Regions from separate parts of the Mus musculus genome. Here all the other regions are linked to region 3. Evidence: chromatin loops called from intact Hi-C (ENCODE). Cell type or tissue: left cerebral cortex. All regions are shown on one strand. Links, peaks and the distances in the headings refer to the core of each region. The heading gives the core; the rest is flanking DNA. Region 1 overlaps Akap6 (A kinase (PRKA) anchor protein 6). Region 2 overlaps Akap6 (A kinase (PRKA) anchor protein 6). Region 3 overlaps Akap6 (A kinase (PRKA) anchor protein 6).

Region 1 (10,858 bases), core at 1,156-9,155, 110 kb after region 3:
GTTTTCTGAGGAAAGTTCTGTCTACTTTTGGAACGGCATTTCTGTTGCCAGGGAAACTCCTTTAAGCAGAGTTTTCTAGGAGCACACTGCTGCTTTTGTTTGCCCGTGTCTATTCATATCATCGAGGCGGCACTTTACACGCTCCCGCCTCCAGCCCCGGAATGGCGGAGCTTTAGCCCAGTTAAGTTGCTTTTGCAAACAGAGCTAATGCCTGCTAGGATTTCCTCTTCTTTTTCCCCCACTCCTCTCTCTTCCTCACATGCAATCACTCCCTCTCTCCTGCCTGCTCCTTTTCCCTCTAACGTGCCCAGATCTCACCATTCAAGATTAAAATAAATAATAATAAGATAGTTTTCACAAGTTTTTGATAAATTTACTTTGTTTTGAATAGTAACCCCATAGGTTCTAGCGTTAGAGCATCAGGCCTTCAAGTGTTAATTATCTTTTTCACTATAAAATTAATGTAGTCATTTCCTCCTGACTCCTCCACCCCATTTATTGAAGTGCGGAGGAAAACCTGTCAGAGCCTCCAGCCAGCCCTGCTGTTGTGATTAAACGTGGTCACATGGCCCATCTCTGCCAAAAGGAGGGCCCTGAGAAAAGGTGACAAAGACAGTGATTTCCTGTCAGCAAAGAGTAAGACAGGGCTGTCTAGAAGTGATGCAAATGAGGGAAACTTTCCCCCCACAGCTTGTTTGATCCACTCTAGGCCAGAGCCGGCCAGCCAGAGAGAGAACAGCGCCACAATGCCACAGGGCCAGCCCCAGAGCCAGCGCACCTTCCGGACAGCAGCACCACAGGAGACTCTTGGAGACTCTTGGCAGGGCTTCCCTTCCTCGACCTCTGTACAGAGCCAACTGTTTCCTAGCATCCTAGTCTCTAAAATCTTTCTTCTTTCCCTCCCCTTTAAAAAAAAAAGGTGAATCAAATAGAACTTACAAGCTCCAGCAGGAACTATTTTTCATAGGTTGTTTGGGAACATCCCATCGGCCTTTCCCCTAAACATTCCATGAAGAGTTTTGCCCTCTCTCAAATTAAAAAGAGAAAAATATAAATCTGAGTATCCATATCAAACAGTGATTCATCAATGCCCAAATTAATGTGACAGTTAATCTAAGGGCTTTTTGAACTTTAATAAAAATGAAGCAAGTTCATTTCTAGATAGCAGTGGAGATGGGTGGATTTTATTCAGTTCTGGTCACTTTAAAAATGACCAGATAATGTTATTTGAAATATTATAATGATTTTAAGCATACTTTTCTTTTCTTAATGGAGTTTTAAATGTAACATACAATTAGGCTATCCAATTAATCAACTAAGAATGAGGTAAAAAAAAATTGTCAAGAAGTGTGTGTGTATGTGTGTGTGTGTGTGTGTGTGTGTGTGTGTGGTGTCATTTTCCCTAACTGTTTGAATGATTGCTAATTTGTTTCATTTGGTACAATCAATATTGAAATGTAAAATTTGGTACTGAAATCCAAATATAATGCCCAATTATCAGAATTCAAATTTCAATTCACATTTCTAGTCTATAAACCAACATATAAAAATAATATATATTCAGTAGATATTCTTTAATTCTAAGCCCAATCAACACAGCCTGAACCATGAGGCAGATATACAATCCAGTTGTAGGAACTCGAGTTTAGCCATGAGAGGATCAAGGAACATCTGAAATTATTTACAACAGCTCCATCCAAAGCAAAATGAAAGGAATCTATTCCAGGGGGTTGATATTCGTGAGTTTATAAAATATAGGCATAGCGTGATTAATCTGTTTTCTATGATCAGTTCATAGCAATGACAACATCACTTTGGCATCAGCTGTCGTAAGATAACAAGCCAAGTATGTCCCATTTATCTTCTTTTACTCTGTATTTCTTATTCCTTGGAATATATAATCGTACTTCACACACATTTAAAGTTGCAAAGCTTTTTACACACCTACCCGACTTTTCTACATGGTGTTTTCCTGAGCTCCTCCAAGTGCACCCTTCCCCGTCATTGCTTCTAAGCCTCACTCTCTCCTTGCCAGGTCGTTTTTACTTAGCATTTCAACCATGTTTATTTGTCTAGTACTTTAATTCACCCCTGTTGCCTCTGTTTGCTTGGTTAACTTTCATCAACAGGAGTCTCTTGGCGAGGTCTGTGCTCCAAGTCTCTAACATTTACTTAGCGACTAAGTCATTGAACTGTAAATTAGTTCAGATGTTACAAATACTGTATTTGCCATTTTACTTGTACAAAAGAACTACTTAATAAATATTCGTAGACATGATATATATATATATATATATATATATATATATATATATATCCAATGGCCTTAGCTTCTTCAAAGGCACTATTATGGCTTTTTCATACAAAACGCATACTGTATAAGTGAACATATTTCCTTTTTTGCTTTTGCTACCAGGAAACTCAAACTTCTATTTTTTTAGCTGAGAGGGATGCTACAGGCTATGCAGCTCTTGTCAGCCATACTTACTCTTCTCACAGAACAAGCCGCTGGCCTATGCATATTTTCCCTAGTTCTGGTTTGTATTTTTACTTTAAAACCTTCTTCCCTCATAGCACTCTGTGGAGGTGCTACTGCATCTCATACACACACACACACACACACACACACACACACACACATATATATATATATTTTTTATGTATACATATATATGTTTGTATGTATATATATATATGTTTGTATGTATACATGTATATATACATATATACATATAATATATGTATACATATATACACATAATATATGTATACATATATATGTATAACATATATATGTTTGTATGTATACATATACATGTTTGTATGTATATATACATATATGTTTGTATGTATAAATATATATGTTTGTATGTATACATATATATGTTTGTATGTATACATATATATGTTTGTATGTATATATATAGAAAGTATTTTCATGAAGATTCTTAACAATCCAAAATTCATAAATATAAGAATTAATCAATACATTCAGTAACTATTAGGCAAAACAAATTGTTCATTTTAACAAACAGGACATTAGGATCAGACACTAATGGAGAAAGATACAGAAAACTTGTATTGTTTCCTTAAAATGTACAACTATATGGTAAATATATAAATAATAAACAAAATAATAAAATTTAAAAATTAAATATAAAAAAATCCACTGTAAATTTCCTGGTATGAAAGTCTTGATGGGTAAGTTTTGAGATTGCTTTCAAGCTGGCAGAGTTACTTTTAGCTCCTTGGAAATCCTATGAGCTAATATTGTTGCGGCATAGCTAAGGGACTCTCTCAAGACATACACCTATTCATGTCATCTGAAAGTAACTATTGTTCAGTTATAATAATAATCACCAGACTCCAACCACTGCACCCGAGTGCTGAGACTAGCACTTCCTTTGGTTAATACATCAACACAGGATTATGGTGAGCTCTGTGGTCTGTGCTTTGTAGGCAGTATAAAACTGGTGGAGGTCAGGTGGTCCAGAGAGGGTGCGCCTTTAAAGGACCGTGAAGACAGCGGTGACTGCTGGGAGAGGAGCCGCAGCAGAGTCCAGCTCTCCCATCCATGACAGATTTCCAGATCACTCAGTCTATAAAGTGTGTAGGATGGGAGGAGGTGACAGAGCTTCCTCGAGCCCAAGAATAATGTCACCTTTGATCTGCAGAAATGGAAAAAAAATGGGGCTTTTCCTTTGCAAGTGGGTTTTTAAATATTTCTCCATTAATAGTTAATGCACACACAGACCAGCAGAATGACAGCTCCTCGTATTATGAATTCTGGCTCCGTAACTCTAGTCCAAATAGGAGCTGAACTTTCGAAATCACGGTGGTTACTTTTGACAAATTAAATTGTCCTACTTAGGAGAGTAGAAAGAATGGAGAGAAAGAACCTGAGAGGGAGGGAGCAACTTCTCCTTGGAGGCAATTCTCAGATGGAGGAAGAAAAAACAAGAAGGGTTGATGTTCGTATTTTCTAGGCTGAAGAAGCTGCCAGCGTTTATTAGAAAATAGACACAGAGGGCTCCTATTCAGAGGTAGGGCAAAAAAGAGAAGGGGGCAGGGAAAGCACTGGTGGTACCATCCCAAAATTGGAAAGAAAATGTAATCAAGCAAATAGTTAATTTTTAGTATGAATTGAGTTGTTCTCAAAATGATGCAGTGTAAAATTAATTAGAAAGAGAGGCTCTTAAATGTCTAACAATATGAAAACAGGAAATGGCTTAAACAGAAAATGTGCTTTATATTTCATGGCTGTACCGAGGGAGGTAAACTCCGTCATCTCGTGTCAATGCATGCATTGCCTATCCTAGCCTCTTCTGTCCCTGTGTACGTTCCTTTGTGTTTGGCTGGCTTGAGATAAACAGCATAAAACAAGGAGCATCCCACTGAGGAGGTATGCTGAATGAGTTCTGCCACATTTAGAAGTTGAGGGTAAACGACTTTCTAGAGACCAGAGGATAAAAGCAGATGGGGAAGCAGCAGCTCCCGTGGGAAGTGCTAAGTAAGCTTTGCTTTCTGAGCACTGGAAAGGCTAGGTTCCCTAGGTTGCTGGGGCTCACCTAGGACCATAGCAAAGCATAAATCTGGACCCAGCCATCTATGCCAGCGAAGGAGTTGGGTGGTGGAATACAGAGCTACCCAGGGACAGAAGAACAAAGGCTGAGTGTGTATGTTGAGATACAACGGAGGCAGGATGAAGAGCTGTCCTTGCTCATGCTTGCTTTAGTTGTTACCCTCACTCGACTCGAGAGTTGCTTTAGAAAATTCACCATTATCCTTTTCAATTATGCCACACAGGATGAGCTTTTTTTCCATTTTTCATAGTTGTTTGGGGTTTGAACCCACTTCATATAGGGCATCAAGAATGTTCCCAAATAAAGTTATTCTCCTAGCTGGGATTATAGGCATGCACTAGGCATACACTCTCATGCTTGGCTTGTGTGTGTGTGTGTGTGTGTGTGTGTGTGTGTGTGTGTGTGTGTGTGTGATAAGTGCAAGGCATTTCTCTTGATGTTAATACCCACCTCCCCACCCCCTTTTTTGAGACAGGGTTTCTTTATGTAGCCCTGGGTGTCCTAAGACTTTCTCTGTAGACCAAACTGGTTCTCAAACTCACAGAAAGTCATTTGCCTCTTCCTTCCAAGTACTGGGATTAAAGGTGTGTACCACTACCACCTGGTTAAATGTTAACACTTTCAATAAATGCAAAAGCCGGCAAGATAGCTCAGCAGACAGAGATACTTGGTGCCAAGCTTGAATTCATGAATTTGGTTCCTGGCTTCCCATTGGTAGAAGGTGAGAACTAAACTCTCATAAATTGGTCTTTGACCACCATGTATTCAAAGCGGTATACACACACACACAACTATAAGAGATGTAAAAAGAAATGAAGATAGGTTAAGTATTATAGGTTAGAAATCCTCTGAGGTGGGTTCAGATCTTCTTTTAGCTCAGGCATAAGGATAGCAAGCACTCTCTGCTGGGAGACATAGTTCCCAAAACTCAAAACACCAATGGTGCTTTTAATAAAAAGTTTGATAAAGCATTGATTGGCAGAGGTGCTGGAAGCCGATGATAAAAATGCTCAAGGTGGTCTCGTGGCATGATAAAGTTAAGAAGACCAGGGAGCAACCAAAGAGCTCCGGTCTCCCAAGAGTCTCTTTGAGCAACAGGCTACAGATTCTCCTTTACCAAGTCATCAGTAAAGTGGCTTCCCCAGAAAGCAGATCTGAACACAGGAATCGAGCACTGACAATGTTGACTTGACCCGAAGAGCCCTCGAAATTCTTGAGCAAGACCTCAAACCAATTCTCCTCGTTAAGTTTTTTTCTAATCTAAAAGCCACACTTCTACAGGATTCCTAACTCCATATCCCCAGGATTGCTTTGGAAGTTTCTAGATCTCTGCAGTTCTCTGGGGCTCACATCAAGATCCTTGCAGACCTGTAGCATTTTCCTTTGGTTTCTTGGTTATAGTTTCTTTACGAAACCAAATGCAAAGAGAATATCTATGTTGAACACCTAGAAGCAGAGGCACAGTGAAAGGCTGAGTCACCGATGAAAGCGACACGGTATGGAAAAGGTTTGGAGAAATACTTTAACCCAGACATCCTGAGTGGGTGGAGTAATGACTCAGTGCTCACCAGGATGGGAATTCTCAGGAAAAGCACTTACAAAAAAACCACAAGAAAAAAAGACAACTGCTTTTTTCATTCACTGATTTCCTATTAATTGTGATGTAAATTATATGGCTGTGATTTTGACAAAGAACAGCACTGTTTCAGAAAAAAAAATAATGGCTTATAGGCAAAATACAAAATGTTTCAAGAAGAAATGTTATTTGGCAACGTGACTCCAATAAGTTCTGAGATGATGCTTCAGAAATAAAATATTTTTCTAGCACTGAATTAATACAGGTTTCTAAAGCATCTTTCATATGTAATTTCCGGTCCTGACATAAGATGTGAAATAGCCTGGCTTTAGTTACGTGAGTTGGGAAGTGGTATGTTGGAAAACAATTTGGGTTCTGTGGACAGCTAGCCATACAGGAAACAGAAAAGTCAATGAACGACATCAATGCTATACAGAATTCTTCAGAGAGTAAAATGTCCCCAGTTGCGGAGTCCACAGGGAGCCTATATCTTTTCTTAACTAAGATGATTCTCAAGGGACAATAATTAATGTCAATCAGACTCTGTTAAAGTATATGTCTCTCTCATGAAGGGAGAAAAAAGTTAAAATACTTTGTGAAAGAAGGGTTTACCTAAAATGGTAAAATTGAAGAAGATAACTTTTATTTGACCTTGAGTATACTTCTTATTCTATAAGGATTTTTAAAAAGCTAGAGGGTAGTTGTTTCTTGTCATTATACTGTTGCTGATGCTGTGGTTAGTTATTAATTTTATTTTTTATGATTCACAATCTGCTCTTTGAAATATGCCATATGCTCAAAGCAATTCAAGGATGACAACTGTCAGAATTACTCCAATAAAAATTGCTTAAATGAGGAAGATTTACTGCAGCCTGATATTTCAGTAGAACGTCCCTCTTCCTTCCCCCACAGCCTTTTCAGGGACTCTGAGGCTTACAGCCATTTTTCCTCCCAGTAAAAATCACATGATTGTTTTGTAAGGATTTCTAAAGCTATTTAAGTAGAATTGGTAAAACACTCTAGGTTAAGGGGGATCTGGCAGACATGGAAGCAATATAGATAGTTATCAGATGTATTGTCTGAGATCAATATGAATTCCAAGCGAGAACTCTTAAACAACCTGAAATGCACAGATTTAATGAGAGAGCCTGTTGTATGCATCACTAACATACCTCAAATTGCATGAGCCCTGTGCTTTGGTAACAACAAGTCAAAATGAAGGCAAATCTCTGTCTTCTCTGAGAAGCTCTGAGGAGTGGACCAAATCTACCTGAGTGCTCCAATGGAAACACATCCTGTTAAATGTCACCAGCCCGTCTCTGCTTTGCTTTGTTTCAGTCTTTTTATTAATGCAGTTTCGTTTATTGCTATTGGTCTTGAAGATAAAGCTTTGTCCTTCTTTAGAATTACACCAAACAGGATGTGATAAAGGGAACTTTCTTGGAATTATGATGTCGGTGCGGCCTGTCAGCACACTAGGGAGGGAAATGAGTTTGAGGACAGGGGAGGGAATTCTAATAGACACCATGATACATACAATGAACACAAAGCTATCCTGAGAGAGACACTTGTCAGGCTAATCAGATCTTCCACCGCAAAGTAAAAGCAGGAAGGGTAGCTCTAACCTTGTAAAGATGCTGCTGCTGCTCCTCTGACATCATCAGGTCGTGGCTGTCCATCACAAGGGACTCCATGTCAATCAGCCAATCCCAGAGCTCCTGATATTCTGAATCAAAGTCCAGAAGCCTGAAGATAAGGCACGAAAATGTATTATGCATAAATACAGTGTAGTTGTTAAAAATCTCATATTAGAATAATATATTCTTGAGAACCCAGGGTGTTCCTGGGTGAATACCTGTAAGAGGAGAAGGAAAATCCTCTGTGTGGTTTCACAGAGGACAGAGCAGGAATGCAGGGCTGTGACAGAGCCACTTCCCAGGTTTGGAAAGCACAACATATAATTCCTATGCTCCCTCCTGAGCCACGTCATGGTGATTACCATCTACTGCCCCTTTCCAAACAAAGAAACCGTGACTATGTCCTTGATAGGAAGCATGCCATCCCTTCGCAGACTGAGAAGTGGAGGGCCAGCAATTTGCCAAAGTTTCATAATCCCAGATTAAGGGTAAAGACAGCACTTTCAAAACCCAAAACTGCTTTCTCATTTCAATTTCCTAGATGGGGCACCTCAGTGTTTATTACTAAATTATTTTCCAGATTTTCAACAATGATAACATATGCTAACAAATCCAAAAACATTCTTTTCTCCGGAAAATGACTCAATCATTCATCCGTCCCTCGCCTGTCTACCTGCCTATCTCTGCAAACATACATCCTACATTTATTGTCATGGATGAGTAGCTAGCGTTTCAACTTAACACTCAGAGATAGGCTTGAGTGACTCTGGTAAGCCAGCGAGAACCAGTGGCAGATCCAGTATTAGACAGGTGTTCCCCACAGACATGCAGGAAACAAAGGTAAGGACAGGAAGTCAAAACAATGAATCTTTGAATAGCCAGCGATCATTAAAATTCAAAGGAGTATCACTATGGTTTTCAACAAAATAAATCATTAGAATAAGGAGCTTAAAAGGATTAATGTGATTCTCTATTGAAAGCCTGGTGAATAAGTAAAGCCCAGATTCTTCTAAAACACTGTGATCAGAAAATGAAAGTGCAGGATGGAAACTATGACTTTGTCCTCCCACCTCCAAACCACCCCTAAGAGAAATGCTACAGTTTTGTCAAACTCAGTGAGCACAGATTGTAGATTCCCTGCTAGTGCTCATAGAGTAGTGACCCCAGCTGCGAATGTGGACTAGTCAATGGGGGGATTTCATTACCGCTGTGTTCTTGTCTCTCGGTGTCAGATTGCTTTTCCAGAAAAAATGCATACTATATACTTAATCTTAATAGATATGTCAAACAAGTTTAAGGTGGATCTGGGAGGGGGAAAACTAGATCTGGAGCTGTCTATTTTGTTTCAATTGTTTTAGCATAATTATAAAGATCCTTGATCGTGGAACTATTAGTAAGTGTACACTAGATGCCAGAGACATGGGTACCTAAGGCACACGGGAACTTCAGCAGGTCTATGGTGGTCTGTGACAATGCTTTCAGACTCAGTGGAGATACAAACACAGTTGAAGATTCTAGGAAAATGAAGGTACTAACTCATAGGAAGGAGGATGCAATTCTGTGTTCCTAGCAAGTGCTGTTGATGCTTGGATCGCACAAGGTATTCCCAGTATATTTGTGAAATATGAATTAATATTCCCATTCAACAACAAATCAACCACTGTAGAAAGATAAATCATCAGGATTTCAAAGTTAAGTCTGTGAATAATAAAGAATAACTACTAAGTCTATGGTCACTTAGAAATGCAGTCTAAATTATGGCTAACATTTCCTTCCCCTAACACCTTCCAATATTTTACTAATAAAATCAAGTAAAGGTAAAATATCACCCACAAACTGTGCAGAGTAGGATCCAGAGGAAAATTAAATGCAAGGGGAGGGAGGAGTGAGTGGCCAGCCTGTCATTTCAGTGGGCTTTGAGAACAAGAACCAAAGAAAGACAGGAGGAGTGGATACTCTAATGTATCTTTTCCCCTTCTCTATTGGCCCAAATCCTTGAGAGCGGGCATCTAAGGCAGGCTGAGGGGGAAGCAGAAAGCGCAGAATCCTCAGCTCCATCTCCCACTAGGAACTATGGAAGGAGCTTGCCTTACGAGGTGCACCTGCAACAAGCAGGGGTGTGCAGATGGAAGGAGACGATTAAGACTCCCTTTGACATCCTAGTTACCTAATCTCCTCCAAGAGAAGACTCCAAGATCTCTGAAAGTTTAATGGCTACACTGGACAGAGGTGTTTCCATGGCAACAAAGGCACCATGAACCTAAGGACAGGGAGGTGGGGATCCAACATGTGATGCCAGGCTTCTTAGAAAACTGGTAGGATCCATGAGGGCAGAGATGGGGCTTAGTCAGCAAGAATTCCTCTACGGTCTGATCAAGCCAACAGAAAACAACAAGTAAAACAGCCACAGCTGTCTGCAGGGAGCAGCTTGCCTGAGAATCCAGCTAGCCTGTACCCAAAGCCTGTGTTTAGCCACTCTATTCAAGAATCACAAGGTCGTGTAAACCTTCATTGGCTCAGCTGTCATTTTGGAGAAAAGGATGGAAAAGAACAGGAGATCTGAAAACCTGGGCATCCACTAAGTCATTCCTCCCTAAGGAGAATGAATTAATTAAGGAGGCTATCATATATTTAAAGCTTCGATGCTGATCTTAAAATTCGTCCTTTTCTTCCTCTCCCAGCTGTTCTAGTTTGGTTTGGGTTGTGATAAACACGGTGACTGAAGGCAGCTTGCCAGGGTGCAGGGTGTTTATTTCAGCTTACAAATTACAGTCCATCATAAAGGGAAGGCAGGACAGGAGCTCAAGACAGAAGCCTGAAGAACTGAAGCAGAAGCCAAGGGGGAGTTTTCTTAATCTTAGCCGTTTAGATTGAGGTAAAATGAAATCTCATAGTAATTTTAATTTGCACTTTGCAGGGAATTACTAAGTCCCCCCCCCCAATGTATTTTAAGGAAACATTTGTTTATTTAAACCATTGCATATAATTGATTAGACACCTTCTTATTCCTTTCATCCATTTTTTTCTACACAAAAGTTAAAGAAAATATATGAATGAGCAAC
Region 2 (10,858 bases), core at 1,234-9,233, 98 kb after region 3:
GCTAAGCACTCACTGAGAGGAGACAAGAAGTCTAAGAAAGGGAAGTGTGGGATGTGGATATTTCAAGCAGGATGTTGCCACAACAATGGCTGAGTTCTAAAGAAGAGATGGGGTCTAAAGCTGTGGTGTGGAGGACTGTCTCTGTGCATCACTGAGAGTTAGCACATCTTGCTGAGTGCCATCTGCCCTGGGACCATCTTCCTGTCTTCGTCCTATGGATGATGCCATGCTGTAGAATCCAAGGGAAGTCATTTCGTTTTTTCATGGCTTCACCACCAGCAAAACAAAGATGACAGGCTTGCCCTTTTTAGCCACTCACATTTGAAGATGCAATCGGACCACGTTTGTGAGAATTCCACAATCTATATAAACTGCATCATTCAAAGAATTTCTTCAATTTTTAACACCATGAATTTTCTAATAAGTTTTTTTTTTGGTCTTGGCCTATTATATATTTGCACACAAGACTGCAAATCCCCCTCCCCTTTCTATCTGAGAAATAATATATTATAATTCTTCTCTGGCCTCATTAGACAATAAAATAAGACACATCAAAGAAGAATCATTGAGTCTATGGCCATACCACCCTGAATGCACCTAATCTTGTCTGATCTTGGAAGCTAAGTAGGGTCGGGCCTGGTTAGTACTTGGATGGGAGACCACTTGGGAATACCAGGTGCTGTAGGCTTAAAAAAAAAAATCATTGAAAAAGTAAATATTGCATACACATTCAATTCCTTTCTTGCAGAATCTACAAGGTAAGGTATAAGTATTTTCTCTCCTCTTAGGAAGGGAAGAGGGGACATGGTGATATTATCCAGTGCTAGGAACTTCACAGACCCTAAAAACAAATAGTCAGCTTAGCACTTCTTTGGGTCTTCATTCTCTGCCCAAGAATAATGTTAATACTCCATAAAGCTGCTATGACTTTGGATGAACTAACGTGTAAGATCTAAGGCCTGCTATGTAATAAGCACTATCCAAGTGTTTGTGCAAACTTGATCCAAATGTTGCGTGCCAGCTTGCGTGCCTGTGCGCTCCTGTTCTCACCTATTTATATGTTCCTAGTGACAGTTTATATACTTGTATACATGACTTCTCTTCCAAAAGTAGAACACTGCATTATCAGTAGAAAGACAAAAGACATTGCCTGTTAATAACGTCCATTGAACGCACTGGATAAACCTATTGTGAGGCATTGTGGGCTCTCTACTCCTCTCTAGGGTGATTTCCTGGTTTGGGTGAAGTTGTAGAATCATGTCAAGAGAATGTTCAGAGCTAAGGGTTTGTTGTTGTTGTTTTTCTCAGAGGATCTACATCTGTTCCCTTATTTCATTTTTCTCCCCAGCAAATGCCAGTTCCACTACTATTTCTTAAATAGACTATGAGAAAGCTCACGTATGTTCTGAATGCACATGGATTTGCTGTCTGCTGGTATATCCTGCTGTTTGCTTTTACTTTTCTCAAGAAAGTAGATTATAAATTACTTAAAGGGAAGGATGGCCTTTGCATTTTTAAAAATTGCATTTACTTATTTGTGAGCGCATGTGCACCAAGGCTTGCGTTTGAGAGTCAGAGGACAACTGGCAGTAGTCACTTCTCTCCTTCCATCATTTTGGTTGCAGGCTTGGTGGCAAGTACCTTCACTTACTCACTAGCTCGGGATGGCCTTTAAAAGTATTGGGTCCTCTATAGCAAATCACAATACATAGCATGCTTTATATTCTTTTTATTTTATCTGTGTATACCATGTATACATGGTGTGCACATGTGCATACATGTGTGTGTGTGTCCACGCTTATATATGTGAATGTGGGTGTATGCCATAGTGTATGTGATGGAAATTCAAGGACAACCTAAAGTATTGGTCCTTTCCATCTTTTCTGAGGTAAAGTCTTTTGTTATTTGTCACTGAATATACCAGATAGCTTGTCCCCAGCTTCAGGGACACTCTTCTTTCCAGCTCCTAGCTGGCTCTAGGAGTGCTGGGATTACAGATTCATGTTGAGTTTGCTTCCCATTGGTTCAGGATACTCGAACCCAGACCCTGACTGAGCCAGCTTCCTACTTCCAGTTAATTCTTAATATTTGTATTAGGACCTAACACAACTTTCAAAACATAGGGTTAAAAAGTATGAACTAAGGTAAGATGTATCTTTGTATTTTTGGCAAACAGAAAGTGATGGAAAATTCCTAAATTATTAACCAGGTTTGATATTAATTAAAGCAGTTTGCAAATTAAAAAAAAAAAACCCAACTTGTGATCAGCCTCTAAGCCCAGCCCATTTGTGTCCAGCCACACAGTCCTCCAGAGAAGACTCTGCAATTGGGAATCTGGGGGTAGAATGATTGCCTGTCACTAGGTCATCTGAAGTGCTTTGATTCAGTTATAGTCTGCTTTTATTCAGCTTTATTGAGATATAATTAATATCTAATAGAACTTAACACTGAAGGTGCACAGCATGGCAGTTTTCACTTCGTACATGGAGTTGTGCAGGCCTCACTGTATAAATTCAGAACTCACTATAACAGCTAGCAGTCACACCCCAGTTCTCTCTGTGTGCCGTATCTACTTCTGCCTTTATACATTAGAGTATTCTGAACATTTAAAAAGTATTCCTTCTGCCTAAGTGTGGCTCTGCATCTTTTCCCATAATACCCCATTACTCTCTCCCTTTACCTAACCTAACCTCAACAAATCACTGTTGAGTGAAATCAACATTTTTGATCCCACATCTGAGCTAGATCTTTACCCAATGTCCTTAGGGCCCTGTAGGTCTTTCCCTCAAAGTGATGGCTAATTTTGGTTGTCAGTTAGACTCACCTGGGAAAAGGGAACACTTATTAAGGAATTGGCTCCATCAGACAGGTCTATGGGCATGTTTGTAGGGCATTTTCTTCGATGCTATGCATGTAAAGTCACCTGGTCCACTATGGATGGTGCCTTCCCTAGGCAGGTGGGCCTGGCCTGTGAAAGAAAGTCCACTCAGGGAGCCAGTAAGCTGAGTTCGTCTATGGCTTCTGCTTCTAGCTCCTGCCTTAACTTCCTTCCGTGACAGACCAACCTGTAAGCTGGAATTGAAGCTTTCCTCCCCAGGTTGCTTTTGGTCATGGTTTTTGTTACAGCAACAGAAAGCAAACTTGGACATTCATAGAAAACTAATTGACAGCAACAAAAAGCAAACTTGGACATTCATAGAAAACTAAGTGCATTTAGCTGTCCTGTTCTGAGAGCCAATGTAATAACTCAGGTCTAAACCAATAATACAATGCAAACAGAAGGGAAAACAATTTGCTCAAATGATGGGACATTTTTCAAAGGTGTAACAACTATATCTTTAGATGTTGTGAGACACAGAGGAGCAGTTAGTAGGCATTGCTAAACAGAAAAGGCAAGAAGATTAAGGTGGGAAGTAAGATGTCACAGAACTGACCCAAGTCAAGCGTTGAAACACTCGTTTGTAGTTCTACACCAGAGAGAATGGCAAAGCTGGAACCCACACTAGAGCAGCTTAGTCCAAGCCCTCCTCATTTCACAATGAGAAAAATGAGACCCGAGAAGAGAGAGCCAGGAGAGGAAACACCATGGCTGATCCTGATGGCCTCTCATACACACTGGCCTCTGAGCTACACATGAGCTGCATGGCATGCATGTGCCTACACACACACACACATTACATACATACCTACATACACATATACAAACAAACATACACATACATACCTACCTACATACATACACACAACACACACATACAAACAAATGAAATAACAATAATAAAAATTGGTCAATGCATAATGATCTCTGGCTTACTTTTTCGGGACTTGATCGTGTGATTTCTTTAATAGTGTCTTTAGTGATGTAAACCAAAGACTCACAAGAGTCTGTCTCTATAAGATTAAAAACTAGACTAGAGCCCTAAGATGAGGCATATAGATTCTCTTCAAAAGAGAGTTACACATGGAGATCTGAGTCTGAGCGAGTCTTCTCTTCTCTTGAGGAAGCTTCTATCAACTACTCCTGTGTGCAATATGAGTGGGGCTGAGGCAAGGTAAGGTGATTAAAACCAAAACAAACAAAACAGGTCATCTGCATTAGGACTCCACTGTGGGGGCATCTCTCTCTCTCTCTCTCTCTCTCTCTCTCTCTCTCTCTCTCTCACACACACACACACACACACACACACACACACACACACACACGCACTCACACACACTGCAATCTTTTTATTATTTTTATTATTTACTGTCTCAACTATTTTCGTCTCTGAAGTAGAATTAGTTTCCTAAGGCAGTTGGTATGATTTTACTTATGTTCTTGGGCCAAACATGGAATGCAAGGAGTCACAGAGCAGCCAAGCTGTCTGTGAAGTACTAGAGACAATGAATGACTAAAGTTCAAAGAGCTGAAAGAGCCATTTTCTCACTTTCTTTAGGTCCTCCAAGCACAACAGAGCATAGGAGGCCACCTGGTGGCGAAATGAGCCAACTAACTGTTTAGCGGTGCACGGAAAAGCAAGAAAAATTTGGGTTCTTTGTAAAAAGATGATTAGAACCTTAAACACTGACTGAAGGTAAAGAGGTGACGTTCAGTATAACAAACAGAAAATTGAACTGAGAAATCATTCAAACCTGAGGAACACAGTATATTCATAAAGCGCAGTTGTAATTATTATTGTTTACAATAGGGATTAACACATGGTTCCCATGGTGTTAAATTATAAATGGTTTAGGGATGTCAGCTGTGTGATCAATGCTCAATGTACTGAGCTCTGCTCCTTTACTGTATAAAGAGCCACAGCTACACAAACGATGCATAAGGCTGGGTCCCAATAAAGCTTTATTTAAAAATGAGAGGTCAAATCTACTGGCAGATTTCTGTTGCAGACGATACAGTGTTTGATTGAACTTTAACAAGAACCATTCAAGGTGAGGATCATCATCCCTAGGGCCTAAGCCTACAATCTGGTGCTTCCAATGGTTTAAAATATAAGAAGCTCTTTCTAACTTGGAAATGCTTTGCACAGCCTCACCTTTGCCTCGGAGACAGAATGGAATACACTTGCTTTGACCCCTTTTCCGTTTCTGTTGCAGACTGCGTTTTTTTTTTCTTAGTGGGCGAAAGTACTCCTGTCTTTCCACCTCATGTTCCCTTAAAATACTGCCTCTTGCCATTTCTTCTTTCATAGCTTCTTTTATACTTAAAACTTTACATCAATAGTTTTTAGAATACTAGGCGTAACCAAGCTTGAGAAAGAGGCAGAAATAATGTATTAAAAATAGCCATATATATGACAATAAACCAAAGAAACTGACATACTGTGTATGTTCTAGGTGGGAACTGGGGCCAAGCCATGATGCCTCACCCCTTCATAAATAATAGATTATATATCAGCAGCAAGAAGACATGTCTCTGTCCCCACATGGAAAGAGGATTGCTTGAGGGCCCATTTTTATGTTGCATTCATTTTGTTTTTAAATTCATTTTCTTTTTTTTCTCATAAAGGAAAACTTTTTTTTGTATTTCTTAGTTTTCAATTTTTTATTAGATATTTTCTTCACTTACATTTCAAATGCTATCCCAAAGAAAGTCCCCTATACTTTTCCCCTTGCCCTGCTCCCCTACTCACCCTCTCCTACTTCTTGGCCCTGGCGTTCCCCTGTACTGGGGCATAAAGTTTACAAGACCATTTAATGGGAGCTGACAAGTTCAGAGGTTTAGTCCATTATTGTGATGGCAGGAAGCATGGCAACACACAGGCAGATGTGGGGCTGAAGGAGCTGAGAGTTCTGCATCTGGATTGGCATGTAGCAGGAAAAGACTGATACTCACTTCCTCCCAGAAGGCCACGGGCACTCCAACAAGATCACAGCTCCTAATAGTGCCACTTTCTATAGTGCTACGGAGTCCAGTTTTACTCAAACCAGCACAGGGAGGTTGAGAACCACTGCTCTAAACCAACCATATAATGCCCAATATACACCAGCTCTCTGTAGAAAACAAGAGCTTTATGGGGTTTTCTTTTGCAGACAATGCTTCATCAGCCCTTTCTTCAAACATTGATAGGTCATATGCAGCACTTTTTTTATGAAATATCAATTTAAAATTTTTTTTTTACATTTTTTAATTAGGTATTTTCTTCATTTACATTTCACATGCTATCCCAAAAGTCCCCCATACCCTCCCCACCACTCCCCTACCCACCCACTCCCACAGCTTGGCCCTGGTGTTCCCCTGTACTGAGGCACATAAAGTTTGCAAGACCAAGGGGCCTCTCTACCCAGTGATGGCCGACTAGGCCATCTTCTGCTACATATGCAGCTAGAGACAGGAGCTCTCATTTTCCGGTGCTCACTATATGTAAAACCATCCCTTGACATGTCCCATCCTGCTCATGAAGCCCTTTGTTAGCTGCCAATGAAAGAGCTGAAAATGCCGATTGTAAAATCCATGGAGCTTGCTATGATCATCACATATATGACTATGCCAGTAATCTCTCTGCTGGCGTTGGCGTGTTTTCTCTTAGAAAAGAGCATGGGAGTAGTCTTAGTTGGATGGAGTGTAGACAAAACTGAAATAAATGATCTAAAAATATGGTTTTGCTAGTGTGAGAAGAAAACTGCAAAAACTTGGGAAAATGTGACTACATAGAAGAGCGTGAAGATATTTAATTATAGAGCATAGGTTCTGGTTGATTTGACAATTAAACCTAACAACAGAAGGCGTTTACACTGGATATAAGAAGACTTCCAGGATAGAGAAAGTTGTTAAACATTTTAATGGGAGGTTGTAGAATTCCTTCTGGAAAGATCTTAAGGATAAATTTCCTCTTATCTGAAATGAATTTTTTAAAATCCTCGAAGGGAAGAAATGAAATAAAGATGCCTTTGAGGTCGCTTTTAGTCCATAAAGTTCTACTAAACTCCTCACCCTCCATAGAACTGAATAGCTGTACAAACCCCCTAAGAGTTAACTTTGTAATATTTGGGAGGAAACAGCGATTGCATGATGATTCAAGTGGGAGAGTGTTGCTGAGCGAACTTACTCAACCCTGGGAACGTCCACCCTTGCAGGACACAGATCTGAGCGGCAGCGTGGGCAGTGGGCGAGGAATGATTTACTTCTGTTAAAGTGTTTTAAAGGCTAAACTCAGTGCTCTAGTTGGGTGATACCTGGGATTTGTGGCACTGACCCTAGCAGCCCTACTCTTGTTGTTATTTTTAAACAGAAAAGGCTCCCAGTGGTGGTTTTGTATTTTAATTCTTTTTCTAATACAAACTGGGAAGAATGGAAACTTGTGGAAGTATTATCAAAACATGGATTATGAAATGCTAGCTGAACTGGAGATCTTCTGCTGCACTTCCATGTCATAGAAAATATTCCAATTAGCTCAGTCGTAGAGATTTATTTCTGCCAGGTTCAATGAATATAAAGATTATTCCCCTGTGGTTCATAAGACAACCAACATCTCACGGAACGGGTCTTAGGCATCCATCAGGCAGATGAGAGTGAAAAGAAGGAGGAAGAAAAGGAGGAGGGGGAGGGGAAGGGGGAGGGGAGAGGGAGGAGGAGGAGGAGGAGGAGGAGGAGGAGGAGGAAGCAAATCATATGGACAGCAACATTCTTCCTGCAAGTTTTCAGGTCTCAGTGTGTCCCAGCTCAGGAACAGGAAGTAAGAACACAGTGAGAAGATAGTAAGCCCTAGTGGAGCTCAAGGTGGACATAAATAAGAGTAAAATACAAGTTCATCACAACTACCAACCAAATTCTAATTCTCAATGATGGATAGTTTAGCCTTTTCATAACTGCATAAGCCCAAATTGATACCTCTACAACACAACTAATAGTAATTATTTATTCTACCTTGGTCACAATTTTGTGTTTACATATTCTTCTTCTTTGATAGCATCAAGATTATATGCAACCTATTCAAATTAGGAAAATGACAAAATTAAATCACTCAATCATAAGCTTGTCCTGTAGTCTTCCATACCAGTAAATAAAAAAGGATACCCCACCCTTCAGATGAAAAATGTTCTTACATTAATATTTCTACCTTGCTGTGGGATTAATTTTTTCTTTAATGTGAATTTCTGTACACTACACATTTAATCTATAAATAAATATCTTTGGTATTAATAATGAGAAGGAATAGGCACTTGGGAAGAAGGCAGTAGGCCATTGAGAACAGAAGCATGGCCAGTCTAGTTCTACCTCAGTGTTTCTACCAGAGTCACAGACAGAACTCTGTTGTGTTTTGAAGCTATTATCTTTTAAAGGTGCCAAGGAACATAATTGAGACCTCAGGGTTTCCTTAGGGCACCTCAGTAAAATTAAATACTTTCATTCTTCAAAAAAAATTCACAATTAATTGCTAGGTGGAATATATAAAATACCACGTATGATAATAATTGGCATTTTATAAATTATGAAAAGCGTAAATGTTATTTAAAATGAAAATATTGGAGAAACCCTAAAATAAAACCGATGTGTCAGCCTCTAGAACGATGGAAGAGAGATGTAATAGTCAAGTTTACCTGGAAGCAGCTTCTAAAAAGGATTGACCTCAGGATTAAAGAGTAGACTACGCCCATCCATGTTCTTCATTCTTTGTCTTACCTTCTTATTGACCACAATCTTTGAAAATACTTATCTCAAGTGAAGCCAAATCCCCCTTTTTTTCCTAGATGTATTTATTTATAGATAGGCATATGTGTGCCATGATGCACAAGTGAAGCACAGAGGACAACCTATAGGAGTCGGTCCCCCTTCTTCCACGATGTTGACTCTGGGCCTCAGACTTAGGTCATCAACCAACTTTATCCACTAAGTCTTTCTCCAGCCTGCAATTCTAATTTTCTATGATGTGTACTACGTAAATAACTCTCCTAGGTCTTACAGGAATGACAACTGATGGCAATGGGGGGGTTATTAATATGAGCAAAGTACAATGATTTGTGTATTTGAAAATGTTCTAATAAAATCCATTCATTTTTACATTAAAAATAATTAGGAAAATGAAAATGGGTAAGCTCTCATGTTACCATAGTTCCAAAAGCAAAACTTGCTGATGTATGTGCCAAACATCTCTAATTGCTAACCATGTTCTCACCTGCATATACTGTTGACTTTTATACTCAAATTTGCACAGTGCATGTCATTAGATAGATAGATAGATAGATAGATAGATAGATAGATAAAATCAAGTTCAACACACACATATATACATATATACATACACATATGTGTATATATACATGTGTGTATGTATACACAAACACACACACACACACACACACATATATATATACATATTTATATATATATATAAATCAGGTTCAGCACAAAGTGCCTCTCCCTATTAATCCACCTCTCTATTCTCTACTGTTCATTCTTAAATTTGAGCTACCAAGTCTAAATCTATAGTCAGCATTTAAAAATATTCCCTTAGTTAATATTAATAATGAACGTTCTATCTGAATGCTATTGGCTGAGAGATTAGAGATTGCCTCCACATTTATGTTATCAGTTTTACATGGAGGTGCTATTTACAACTCAATTATAATGGTGTCTTTTCCTTTCTTCTCCCTCTTTTCTTCTTTTCTCCTGATAGTAATTTGGTCAATTGACAGCACAGTGATGATTATTATTAACAACTGTCTTTCCTGTTTTTAGTTTTCCAGGATAAAGATTTTGGTTTTATATTTAATATTTAAAAAACACGAAATTTTATACTCAATGACTTACTTGATAAAGTCATGAAATAATAGCATACTTTTAATTAACAGAGTTTAACAATTGAATAAATGTTGCTGGAAATATTTTGGAAGTATAATTATTGTTTCTAAATGCCCCAGACATATTGCCATATACTGGAGACAAGCCATACACACCACAGACATGAAGTCTGCCCTTTTGGCACATAAAATTTTAACAAAAAATGTAATCATTAATTCTTTTAGAAGTTTTATTATAGTTATTTATTGTGGATATGCACAAATGCATGTGCCAAGGTGTGTGTCAGAGTGTAGATCAGTTTTCTCCTTCTACCACATAGGTCTTAGGGATCAAACTCAGGTCTTCAGGCTTGACAAGCAGGGACCATCACCCCCACAACCCATGGGCATCTCACCTGCCACGAATTGTCCATTCTTTATCCACCAAGCCTAAATCTACCAGCATTGCTTAGAGTATGTATTTAATTCATAACAAAGAACTCGGTGTGGTGTTTGGAAGGAAGGTTTCTTGGGATGCAGTTTTGAGTATTAAAAGGCATTGCTCTGTTGTAAAAAAAAAAAAAAGGCAGTAAAATCCAATGTGCTAAGATTTATAACCCAGAAATGTCCTCCTGGCTGAAAACTTGGCATATATGAAGGAATTTTGTGTTTTTATTTATATATGCATGCTTTAAATGTCTTGAGTCTAAGGACTCTGGTTTCATCTAAATTCAATTCTGATGAAAGACTTTTTTAATTAAACAAATTAATACCTCATCCACGTGTGTGCCCATATGTAAATGTGTGTGCATAAATGCATTTCTGTGCATACTTCTGCCACGAGCTTCTCAGGTTTTAATGGATAACATGACAAGAGGAATATCACAATCATAAATTTTTTATGCAAATATCTACAGACATATGGAATCAACTAGGGAAGGCAGCTGAGTAGTGTGTTCAGATGAATCTCAGGATGGAGAGATACTCTCTCAGAGAAACGTCCTAGCTCTGTATAAGGACGTTTAGCAATAAAACTGAAATAAACCTGAAAGCAATAGGCTATAAACTTGGTGGGTGTTTCTTTCAGAAAAACAAATATGTACACATACACATATGTAGATGTGTGTGTGTGTGTGTGTGT
Region 3 (10,858 bases), core at 1,690-9,689:
CACAGGCTTATGATCAGGGTTATGAAGAAATAACTGTCAGAATACAGCAAAAAAGATTAGTGCAAACTACATTTCTTAGGCCCTAGGAGGAATTCCAGACCTACACCACGTGCTCTCTCCAAATTAGGCAGGAAGAGCTGGATCTAGCCAGTTACCTCCCCTTTGATGTGATTCTAACTGGCCTCTCCATTTTCACACAGATGGATACAGTGAAGAGTCGAGCAGTGTGCTGGAAGTACGTGCAAACGCACCACTGTTAGGCCACAGCAAATCTTCTCAGATGAGTTCAGAGGTTTTTAATTAGAACACAGTAGATAAAATAATTTTCAGAACTCTTTGAAAAGAATCTGTTCTGGTTGCAGACTATCTGCCTGGTTCTAAACACATTGTAAACACGTTCGAATGGACTTGTAGTCATTTCATCTGATAATCTATTTCTGGGAAAAGAGCGCCAGCAAATTGGCTTGGGTGAATTGTGATGTCCTGGTACAAAGGCCATGCCATCTCACAGCCCCCAAATGGCTTTTAAAAGGAAGAACTTCTGCCGCTTTTGGACAGAGTGGAAGGAACACTGACTACAGTTAAGTTCATGTGGTTGTAAAGTCTCGATGTAACTTCAGTACACACCCTGACAAGGAGTTCTGGGAGCTTAGCAGCCTTTTCAGATTGAATAACTTCTCAGGTGACAGCACTTCGACACCTGACAGGTCCGTGCAAATTTACACCCAGTGCTTATAACTAAGCAAAAGATCAGGCACAAACATGTTTTGTTAACATGGTACTTAGACATAGACACACACACACATGCACACATGCATTCACACTGCATACACACACATACACACATGCATACACTCACGCACAAACACACATGTACACATAGGCATTCACACTGTACATGCACATGTGCACGCGCGCGCGCGCGCACACACACACACACACACTCACACACGCAAGCACTCACACTTGTGCTCACACACCCTCAAAGGTGGATAGGAGCAATCTATGGCTGTTCACATAGCTCTAGGCTTATAACAAGTCACTTGGGGGCGATGTCAGTTCTACAGAAGTAAAATCTGGCTGCTTGTTCCCTTTGCCCACAGTACAGCCTGGTGTGGGGCACAAGAGAACCCTTCTGATGGGCAGGCAAGTGGCTGATATATTTTTACACCATCTATGCTTGTAAAATGTAACAATTACACAGATCTATCAGCACCACCACTTCCCCTCAAGTCAAAAAATGGAATTGCTCATCATTTACATTTCATTTCAATTCCATTTCTCTGTGTGAGGAAGAGAAGAGACTCCCAGAGGATCAAACAGGGAGAATGCATCCCAGAGCCTTCACTAGGGCCAGCGCGTCTCTGCTCCAGATCTCAGCAGGGCTGCTGACTTGAGGGTCACAGTCACAGGGTGGCATGCTCACAACGCTGTTGCTTTCAAGCCTTTATCCTTTTTCAGAAAACAAAATCAGCCAGGCATTCTGGGTCCTTCTGCAGAGGCGGGCAGAGCCTGCATCCAATCAGTTCTAATAGAACCTGTTCTGAGGCGGCTTATGGTATCCCGGTTACTCTCCCTTAATGGTCAGTTTTACTGCATACTGATGGAGGGTGTGATTATAGGGTGGCCACAACTCACAGAAAACACATCTCTCTCTCTCCCTCTTTTGTTCTCACTTGCAACCAATTGTAAATAGTGTCTGAAATAGAAAATTAGTGAAGCTACATCAGTAAGTAGGATGCCTTTCTTCAGTTTTGCATACTGAGTTTATTTTTAGGGTATATATATGGTATAGATTCCCCCCTCGCACCACATTCTAGCAGCTCAACATAGAATCGCACATTTTAATGAGCTCAGGGCACAGGTGTTGCAGGAAAAAAAATAATGATGTTTGCCATTCATCTTTCAAATTAAATAATGTGTTTTTAAATAGTAACTTTTTTCATAATACATTATGGGAACAACATTTATCTGTCACATTTTAAAAGATGTATTTGTAATAAATGTAAATTACTTTTAGAAAATCAGTAATTAGGCTCATCAAAAAAATAAACAATCTGCCACAAAAAAGATAATCTTTAGCATAGTTAAGTATAATAACTGTTATTTGAATAAGTTAACAAATTAGGGTAGATTGCTTCTGTAATTCATTTCCTATAGCACGAGTTTAGGTTACGGCATTAGGCTTCTGTAGTGGGGGTGGAGGGGCGTTATGCACCTCATACTTTGGTGAAACACAACTCTCAGGTTTGAAAGCTAAATTTCTCTTTAAACTTGATTGAGCAAGTGCATTCACCACTGGGTCTTAGAAATGGGAGATAACAGAGTCTCCGTATCGCTTCTAGAGCTGTATCACCACCTCAGGATTATCAATCAATAGCTGTCTTATTAAATATGAAAAGTGGAATGAATTTCTCAAAAAAAAATTGATGGCAATCAGCCTGTCACCTTCAGGCAAAATTCAAAAATTCTGTTTTTATCGAGACGCCATTAACTTGTCACGTATCCTCCCAATATGCGCGTTTTGCGCTGGTGCTTCATCTGTGTGTGTACAAATAGGAGCCTCTTCTTTTCCCTCAACTTTTTGCTCCTGTTTGGATTCTGAGGCCGTGTTAAGGGGAGTGACTGGGATGCTAGTTCTATGAAGCAGAAGCCTAAGGGAAAACCCATGTCTGGAAGGAGGCACAGCCTTCAGTCTGACCCTTGCTCATCACGGGGCAGTTCTAAATAGGAGCTGCAGTAAGGAATACAGCTACTGAACGTGCATTTTGATCTCAAGGAATGCCTGCAACTCTCGGGGCATTTTCTCCTCTAGTCAGAGGAATTAAAACCCCAAATGGATCAGCTGGTTTCTCAAATATTGTATTGCTCTTGCCAAAATGATGGAATAAATATAATGTCACTTGAAATGTCAAAATGTCACCACTGGTCCCCTTGTGCCTTTCACAGTGACTACCACTGCTGTGTTTCTACTCAATGTCTTATCCAGATGTGTATGTGTCACAGCTAATCATGCTGACCAGTCTTCTATAGTGGATCTATTAATGTAAACTCATATCTACACACACACACACACACACACACACACACAGCAGAAATACTCATACATACCTTTCAATGAGATGAGTTCCATGCTTGGGGGCATTACATTCTACCTATGCATGTTACTATGTCGATCTTCATGAAAGCTTACGAGCTTCTCTTTGCAGGTTAAAGTTTGGGGGCTGGGATACAGTGCAGCCTTGCCTTTTGGCTGTTTTGCATTCAAAGAGAAAGCTTGAATTTTCGGTTTGGCTGAAGCAGCGTTTTCTTCTGGCGTTCCTGATACACTTTGCTTTCTTGAACTCCCCTCTCTCTTGGCCTTTCCTGGGGGGGTGGTAGGCTCTGCGCTCTCCACACAGCCCTGGGAAGTGTGGGACGCACCATCTCCTTCCTTTGCATCATCAGCTCCCTTCTGAGGGGAAAGTCCTGAAAGAGGCACCGTGTCTGTCTCATCACGGAACACAGAAGAGCTGGCTGTCATTTGTTCTGGCTTAGCAGCTTCATCCTGGACTTCTGATTCATTTGGAAGGGCACTGGAGAGACGGGCTTCCTCATCAGCAGGCTCGTCCTCAACACAAGCTTCAAAGAAGCAGTCCACGTCTTCCTTGTCATCTAAGCCAGAGTCCACGGTGTCTGGTGGCAATGGGGTGTTGCTCTTCTCATCTATGTAATTGGTGACCTCCCCACAGTCACTGTCATGGGACGAAAGAGATAGGTAGGAGTAAAAATCTCCCTTCCTCAGGTGTATGGGCCGATGCGAATGCTCTAACACTTTCTCCTTAATTTGGGTCAGTGACGTGGGAGCGGCCACCTCACTCTCAGGTTGTGATTTACTTTTGAGGGCTGTTGATGCCATGTCAATGATTTCCTTAACAAAGTCATGTACCGAACAATCTTCATCATCTTTCTGATGGAAAACATCTGGCTTGCAGTTGCAACAGGAAGTGCTGCTGCTGATAGAAGCACTTTCCTCTGTCTCATTTTGTTCGAGTAGGCAGCAACCAGCAGCGTTTCTAGCCACACTTGGTGCATCATTAGACAAAGATTTGAGTCCATCACTATCTTGTCTGCTTCCGCCACCGGTTTCCAACAGTAGTCCTGAGCAAGAGTTCTGGACTGATGTGCAGTCACCCCTTTCAGGATGCTGGGGATCGGCACCAATCTGTGGAGGATGCCTATCATTTGGGGGACCAAATTCCTTCCCAGTGACACTTGAATCATCAGAACCATCCATTAATGCTTCATACTCGTCGTGCTTGGATTCAGAAATCTTTTTCACATTTGAAGCAAGGTTCGCTGATGCCTCTGGGATCTCTGGCTTCTCCTTTTCTCTCTCTGGAGTACTTTCAACATTGCCATTTTCCATGTCGGCCACATGTGGATCTTTAGTAACGTCGTACGTATTTTTCTTATTTTCACCTTTGGTTCCTAAGTCATGAGTTCTGGGTGGGTTCTTGCCATTCCCATTGTTTTCAGAGAGACGTTTTATGGAGCAATTTAGAAGGGCCTCAATGTCCAGGGTGTCCGAGGGATTGGCCCTCTCGGTACTTCCTCCATCTTTATTGACCTTTATTTCATCAGTGACACTGGGCCGTTTCTTTTCTCTCGACAAGGAAAGTTTGGGTCTTATCCACGTCTGCAGTTCGTTCTTGATGTAGTCCAGCCCAGACATCAGGTTGCTTTCCTCATAAATTTCATCATCCGTTGCGATACTGGAGTCGTCATCCTCATCTTTGAGACACAGCTCTTCTTCCGTCAAGGTGAGAGTGGAGCTGGAGAGGAGGTCGCTGTCGTCTTCGTCATCAGTGCAAGCAGAGGTGCAGGAGACGTTGACAATCATGCTGACATTGACGTCGCTCTCATCAGCCACCGAGCGATTCAGGCGCTTCCTGAATGATGCGTTGGACTCTGGGACCTTGTTTTTGTGTAACACAATGTCCTCCGAGCAAAGAGAGAGCTCATCGCTGCTACTCAGTTCGGTAAGAGATGCCGGCGAGTCTTCATTGATAGAGGATGCGACATCCAGTGACATCTGGCCACTGAAGGACATCTTTTGGGAACTGCTTTGCAGAGTGATATCTGAAACACTCCGCTTGATCTTTTGCTCTGAGGGGCTCTGTATGTTCTCCAGACGATTCAAAAGATCTAATGTCCTCTTGCTCAGCTCACCAACCGAGCCACTGCTCACACTTATGTCCCCAGAGCTGTGACAGCTAAAAAGATCCTCGTTGCTCTTATAGGATGTCAACCAACTTTCTAAAGAAGTGCTTCGCTGGAGGCTGTCACTGCCATTTTTAAAGATTCCCAATCCAAACAAATCACCCCCTGGGGAAAGGGACTCTACAGATGAGCTACGAGATAAAAGGGAGAGCTGTCGGGCATTCTGGATGCCCGTGAGTGCCTTCTCTATGTCGCTACTTTTGTATGAGCTTCGACCCATCTCGTGGGGGGCACTTGCCAAGATCTTTTCATGGAGGGGCGCGTCTGGTTGTGACTCAGAAGTCTGATGTTTAGGTTTGCAGGACTTTTTATCAAAATAGAAACCACGAAGAAGGGGATCCTCCAAATGTGCCTTCTCACTCTGCGGCTGTTTCATTATCATTGGGAATTTGAGTTTTGAGCCTTGGAGGTACGAGTAGTCATAAAATGTAAACACCTCATGTTTTCCTTGTAATTCGTCTCCCAAACAATCAGTGGTGTGTTTGGTAATACTGTTTAAGTCCCCAGCTTTCCCATTTACACAACCCACTGGTGAGACAGATGCCTGAGAGACACTTGAAAGCTTAATGCACTCCCCCTCATCTTTAAATTTTTGCTCCAGCACATTGGCTGCGTCTCCCATTTGTGGGTCCAGATGTTGTGTTTCAGGGTTACTCGGGGACCCATCGACCATACTGAACAAGCTCATGTCGGAGTTGGTTGGCATCTCATTGTCTCCTTCGCTGACAATTCCACTCTCACTGCCTGAATTCTGGCTCAAGTCTCCACTCTGACACGAGTAAGGCCTCACCAAGCTGGAACCCCCTAAAAGGTCTGGTAACGATTTTGTGGATGAAAATGAAGAATCTTTACTGAGGCTCTTAGTTAAAACAGTGGGCTGCACTGTGCCTGTGAACTTGGGGCTGCTTTTTAGAAACTGAGTGTGGCTGTCCTCGTGGAACTCAACATTGTGGAGACTGTACACTTGGTAAATGTGTGGGCTGGAAGGGGCAGTGATATTTGAGGTATACTGGGACCCTCCACAGTCACCTGCCTCCTCTTCATAACCGGAGTCCTTGTGGTGTGTCTCTTCAAGTTTCACTGTTGGGACCATAGGCTCCAGGTCTTGATCAAGGTCGTTGGATTCTTCATGCACACTAATGAGTTTGTTACTTATGTCTGTCTCATCCCATTCCAGGGCATCCTCACTCATTCCATTCAGGTCCATCAAGCCAGGGTCAATCACATTCAGAGTCTCCTGTAATAGAAGGGAGGAGAGACAGAGAGAGAGAGAGAGAGAGAGAGGGGGGGGGGAGAATTAGAGAACATAATCGGAAAATTGTTATCTATTAGGACCTCTTGGAAGTTAGAACACAAAACTGAAGTGCAGATTGGAAGGTACCAGCATCAAGAACTCTAGTTCTCCTTGAGATAATATCCAAACACTGTAGGGGTGGGCTATTATCAATAGTGACTGTCACTGAGGCATTAACGTAGATTCAAATATAAAATCACTATACTAGTACATGATCCTTTATGGTCCTAACCATTTGCTGTTGATTGTGCTATGTTTCAAATCTCAGCTTGGGTTGATTATTGAGGGTTGGATATGAAATGTGTCCTACAGGCTCATGTTTTGAAAGCTTGCTCCCCACCTGGTGGCACAATTTGGGGAGCTTCTGGAGAACTTTGCAGGTAAGATTGAGCAGGAAGAAGTATGTCACTTGGGGTGGCTCTTTGGGATGAACTGTTCTTAGCCCCTTTTCTGCTATTTCTTCACAGCAGAGCAGACAAAGCTCCTCCATTACATGCCCCAGGGCATGGGGCCAGGTGACTATGAATGGGACCCTCTGAAACCATGAGCCAAAAGAAATACCCTTCCTCCCTCTCTCTCTCTTTCTCTCTCTCTCTCTCTCTCTCTCTTTAGATATTTTCTTCATTTACATTTCAAATGCTATCCTGAAAGTTCCCTATACCCTCCCCCCCGCCCTGCTCCCCTATCCACTCACTCCCACTTCTTGGCCCTGGCATTCCCCTGTACTGGGACATATAAGGTTTGTGAGACCAAGGGGCCTCTCTTCCCAATGATGGCTGACTAGGCCATCTTCTGCTACATATGCAACTAGAGACACAAGCTCTGGGGATACTGGTTAGTTCATATTGCTGTTCCACCTATAGGGTTGCAGACCCCTTCAGCTTCTTGAGTACTTTCTCTAGCTCCTCCATTGGGGGCCCTGTGTTCTATCCAATAGATGACTGTGAGCATCCACTTCTGTATTTACCAGGCACTGGCATAGCCTTACACGAGACAGCTATATCAGGGTCCTTTCAGCAAAATCTTGCTGGCATATACAATAGTGTCTGCATTTAATACCCTTCCTCTTAAATTACTTAAGTCAATATTTTGGTTGTGTTATGTGAAAGTAACTAAAGCAGCTAAAAATAAAACTGCTAAATGAAGACTAAAAGGTAGAATCCATGAAATATTGTAGGGTACATATATTCTCATAGCAATTTCCTCCCTAAGTCTCTAGTAGAATACTATCTGTTGCTGTGCGTCATAACCCTCTTGCCTCTAATTTTAGGTTAAAGTCCTATTTACCCAGGAACCTATAACAGTGTATACACCTTCATTTTTCTTTCTTTTCTGGTCTTGGCTGTGAGAACTAGGCTTTGCCTCCTGTTGGCTGAGATGAGCAATGCCCACATCTTCCTGAGAGTTCCCAGGCAGCTCCTTAACCATTGTTTCCTGGCTCCCTTTCTTCTTTATCTTTTCTTTGTGAGAGAGATATCACTTGGACTTTTGTTGATCATTACTATTGGTTTGCCTATGCTTCTAACTGTCTGAAGACTTCCCTGACTCCCAGGGATGCAATAGCCTAGGTGCCCTTCTTCTGTGCTCTGCCTGTCTTCATGAGAACTCAGTATTCTCTTGGCCTTCTATGGGATGGAGCTGTTAAACGGCTCTTTCGGCACCCTCATTTCTCACCCAGCTATCTGGTTCTATTGTGGAGCCAAGGAAGGTGAAAAATGCACTGTGGGCCCTGAGAACTTCTCCTACAGATAGAACCATAGAGCATTCTCAGCTCTACCTACACTCATGCCAAGGAGGCAGATGGACGACCATGACTCTAGAACTAGCCAACAAGCCAATGGCCTGGCTGCTCTCACCAGCTTCATTAGCTTGCATGAGTTATTTAAGCTTTCTGAGTATCAGCATCATCACCTATAAGATAGATACAGCTCTATTGATCTTCAAAATCACTCTTGGATGAAATGTAAAATAATTATAAGTGCCCAGGGAAACAGTCAATATTTGGTAACTAATTCTTACGATGTGTAGAGTTGCTCATAAGTTCCCTGACTCCCCCTTGGCTATATCTCCTTCTTACCATCCCTTCCAATTTACTCTTCAAAAACAAACCATGATCTGGTAGGTAAAGAGAATGGTGATAGCTCTGAAGGCAGGGTTTTCTCATTACAAATCAGATTATCTCAACTGTCTGGTTGAAAACAGGCCACTCAGCTTTCTTTCTTTAGTGGGAGGAAGAAAACCTCACCTGGAGCATATTAGGGCACATTTGTAAAGCCTCAATCCTTCCTACAATTAATGCTTAAAGACTGCCATACAAACAAATTAGGTGTGCTTTATTATAGTGGATATGGAGGAGAGTCTCTGTATAACCCAATTTAGTTAAAAAAAGATTTCAGTTATAAAGGCAAACATTAATTAGGGGATAATTTTTAATTTTCCTTCTAAAAGAGATCTTCCCTGCTGTCAGTGTTCTAGCAGTCAATCTAGTACAGGGCCAGTTATCACAGCCACTTAGATACCAAGTCCATTCACTGTGATGAATTTTTATTACAATTTCTGTTTATTCTTTGCTAAGAGATAAAGGAGAGGACTAATGACCAGTCTGTATATCTAGTGAATGTTAAAATCTCTAGCCGTAGGAGCAATCAATCAGTCCACTCAAATAGTGTATTAATTTCAAACACCCCCTTGCCTGACACTGTACTGACGGTGCTGATAAATAATTAAACCAGGCATTCAGAGAAGCGCTTTGTAACTCTGATCAACTTTAACAAGTGACAGCACAGGATTTTCCAACAGGGTCTCAAAAGCTGGGACTCGACAACTGTGCCATCTTGTGCCAGGAGCTAAGCCTAAGGGATGCCTGCAGCTTAGCCTGTCTCTGGACACGGTCCTGGTCGGCTACTGTTTTGTGGGTTTACAGATTCAAGCCTGTGGAAGGACAGAACTCAGGGGTACTGAAGGAACAACTCAAAGTGGTTGGGGTAAAATATTTCCATAGGAAAGGATTAAACCTGGTTTATGTTCCCCTCAAGTCTCTTGTTATTTAAAACTTCCTAAAACTCCCTTGTATGATAATTCCAGGGAATATCTGACTGGATCTACTTGGAAATCATTCACTTTTAATTAAAAAAAAAAAAAAACATATTAAAGAAGCCTGCACTCAGCCTCAGTCATTTTCCTTTTTTTTTTTACATTATTTTTTTTAATTAGGTATTTCCTCGTTTACATTTCCAATGCTATCCCAAAAGTCCCCCATACCCACCCCCCCAATTCCCTACCCACCCACTCCCTCCTTTTGGCCCTGGTGTTCCCCTGTACTGGGGCATATAAAGTTTGCAAGTCCAAAGGGCCTCTCTTTCCAGTGATGGCTGACTAGGCCATTTTAGCTGACCTTGGCAGTTACTTTTAACTTCTCCCTTCCCTTCCCTTTTCCCTTCCCTTCCCTTTTCCCTTCCCTTCCCTTTTCCCTTTTTTCCCCTCTTCCCTTTTCCCTCTTCCCTTTTCCCTTTTTTCCCTTTTTTCCCTTTTTCCCTTTTTTTCCCTTTTCCCCCCTTTCCCCCTTTTTTCCCCTTTTCCCCCTTCCCCCCCTTTCCCCCTCTTTCCCCCTTTTTCCCCTTCTTTTCCCTTCTTTTCCTTTTCCCTTTTCCCCCTTCCCTTCCCTTCCCTTCCCTTCCCTTCCCTTCCCTTCCCTTCCCTTCCCTTCCCTTCCCCTCCCCTCCCCTCCCTCCCCTCCCCTCCCCTGCCCTTAATCCTTCAGAAAGGCTGAGATTTCCTCCCTCTTGCCCAGCATTTTGTATTCTGAAGAAATGGCCCACCTAAATGGTAAGAATGTTAATTGCTAACCCATTCCTTAGATTTACAGAACCCAGAACATTTTGAGGCTCTGTAATGCTCCCCACTGCTGAGACTTTGGCTTTATGAACATCCATTATAATGTTCTGAAGAAGAAGTGTGTGTGTGTGAGGTGAGGAGACTTTGTAGATGACAAAGACCCCCTTTCAGCATATGACTTTCCTGATCTATTCCTTGCCCTCCCTAGACAAGTACGCTCAACCTCAGACCCTAAAATAGAGCTTTAAGGAGCGATGTCCTCCATCTTCTTTATGGCCAACTTTGCACATGCCAATTTCTTTCACAGAAACTCTTGACTCTACATTATCCTTCAGGTAGAGGGCAGCCTGGACCTTCTTGTTCTATGGTAAATTCTGTCAGCATTTTAAATAAAATCTCCATTTCCTTGGAATTTAACCTAAACCATTCACTGGGGCACTGGGGAGGGATATGAGGACACTGATATAA

Evidence for each region. Hi-C counts contacts between places; a loop is a spot of excess contacts. Peaks named below come from ENCODE experiments on the same cell type or tissue, not always from the same donor. Only the 100,000 strongest peaks of a DNase experiment are listed, where the experiment ranks them.
Region 1: it touches region 3 in a loop (2.1-fold over the local background); 3 of 42 quality-filtered maps call a loop at or near these places.
Region 2: it touches region 3 in a loop (2.5-fold over the local background); 3 of 42 quality-filtered maps call a loop at or near these places.

What each region holds. Positions count from the first base shown.
Region 1 is chr12:53,022,768-53,033,625 of GRCm38, reverse strand. Akap6 (A kinase (PRKA) anchor protein 6) reads right to left here. Exons shown (of 14, transcript NM_198111.2): 9 at 7,785-7,905. Among named protein-coding and RNA genes, the nearest start is that of Npas3, 220 kb to the left of the region's middle. In left cerebral cortex, for the core only: no CTCF peak of the experiment used is centred there; DNase peaks (open chromatin) are centred at 4,507 and 6,095.
Region 2 is chr12:53,036,538-53,047,395 of GRCm38, reverse strand. All of the region lies in intron 9 of Akap6 (A kinase (PRKA) anchor protein 6), which reads right to left. It also overlaps n-R5s58. Among named protein-coding and RNA genes, the nearest start is that of Npas3, 210 kb to the left of the region's middle. In left cerebral cortex, for the core only: a CTCF peak has its summit at 4,488; DNase peaks (open chromatin) are centred at 4,462 and 6,536.
Region 3 is chr12:53,135,022-53,145,879 of GRCm38, reverse strand. It overlaps Akap6 (A kinase (PRKA) anchor protein 6), which reads right to left. Exons shown (of 14, transcript NM_198111.2): 13 at 3,112-6,499. The coding sequence ends at 3,152. Among named protein-coding and RNA genes, the nearest start is that of Npas3, 110 kb to the left of the region's middle. In left cerebral cortex, for the core only: no CTCF peak of the experiment used is centred there; a DNase peak (open chromatin) is centred at 5,073.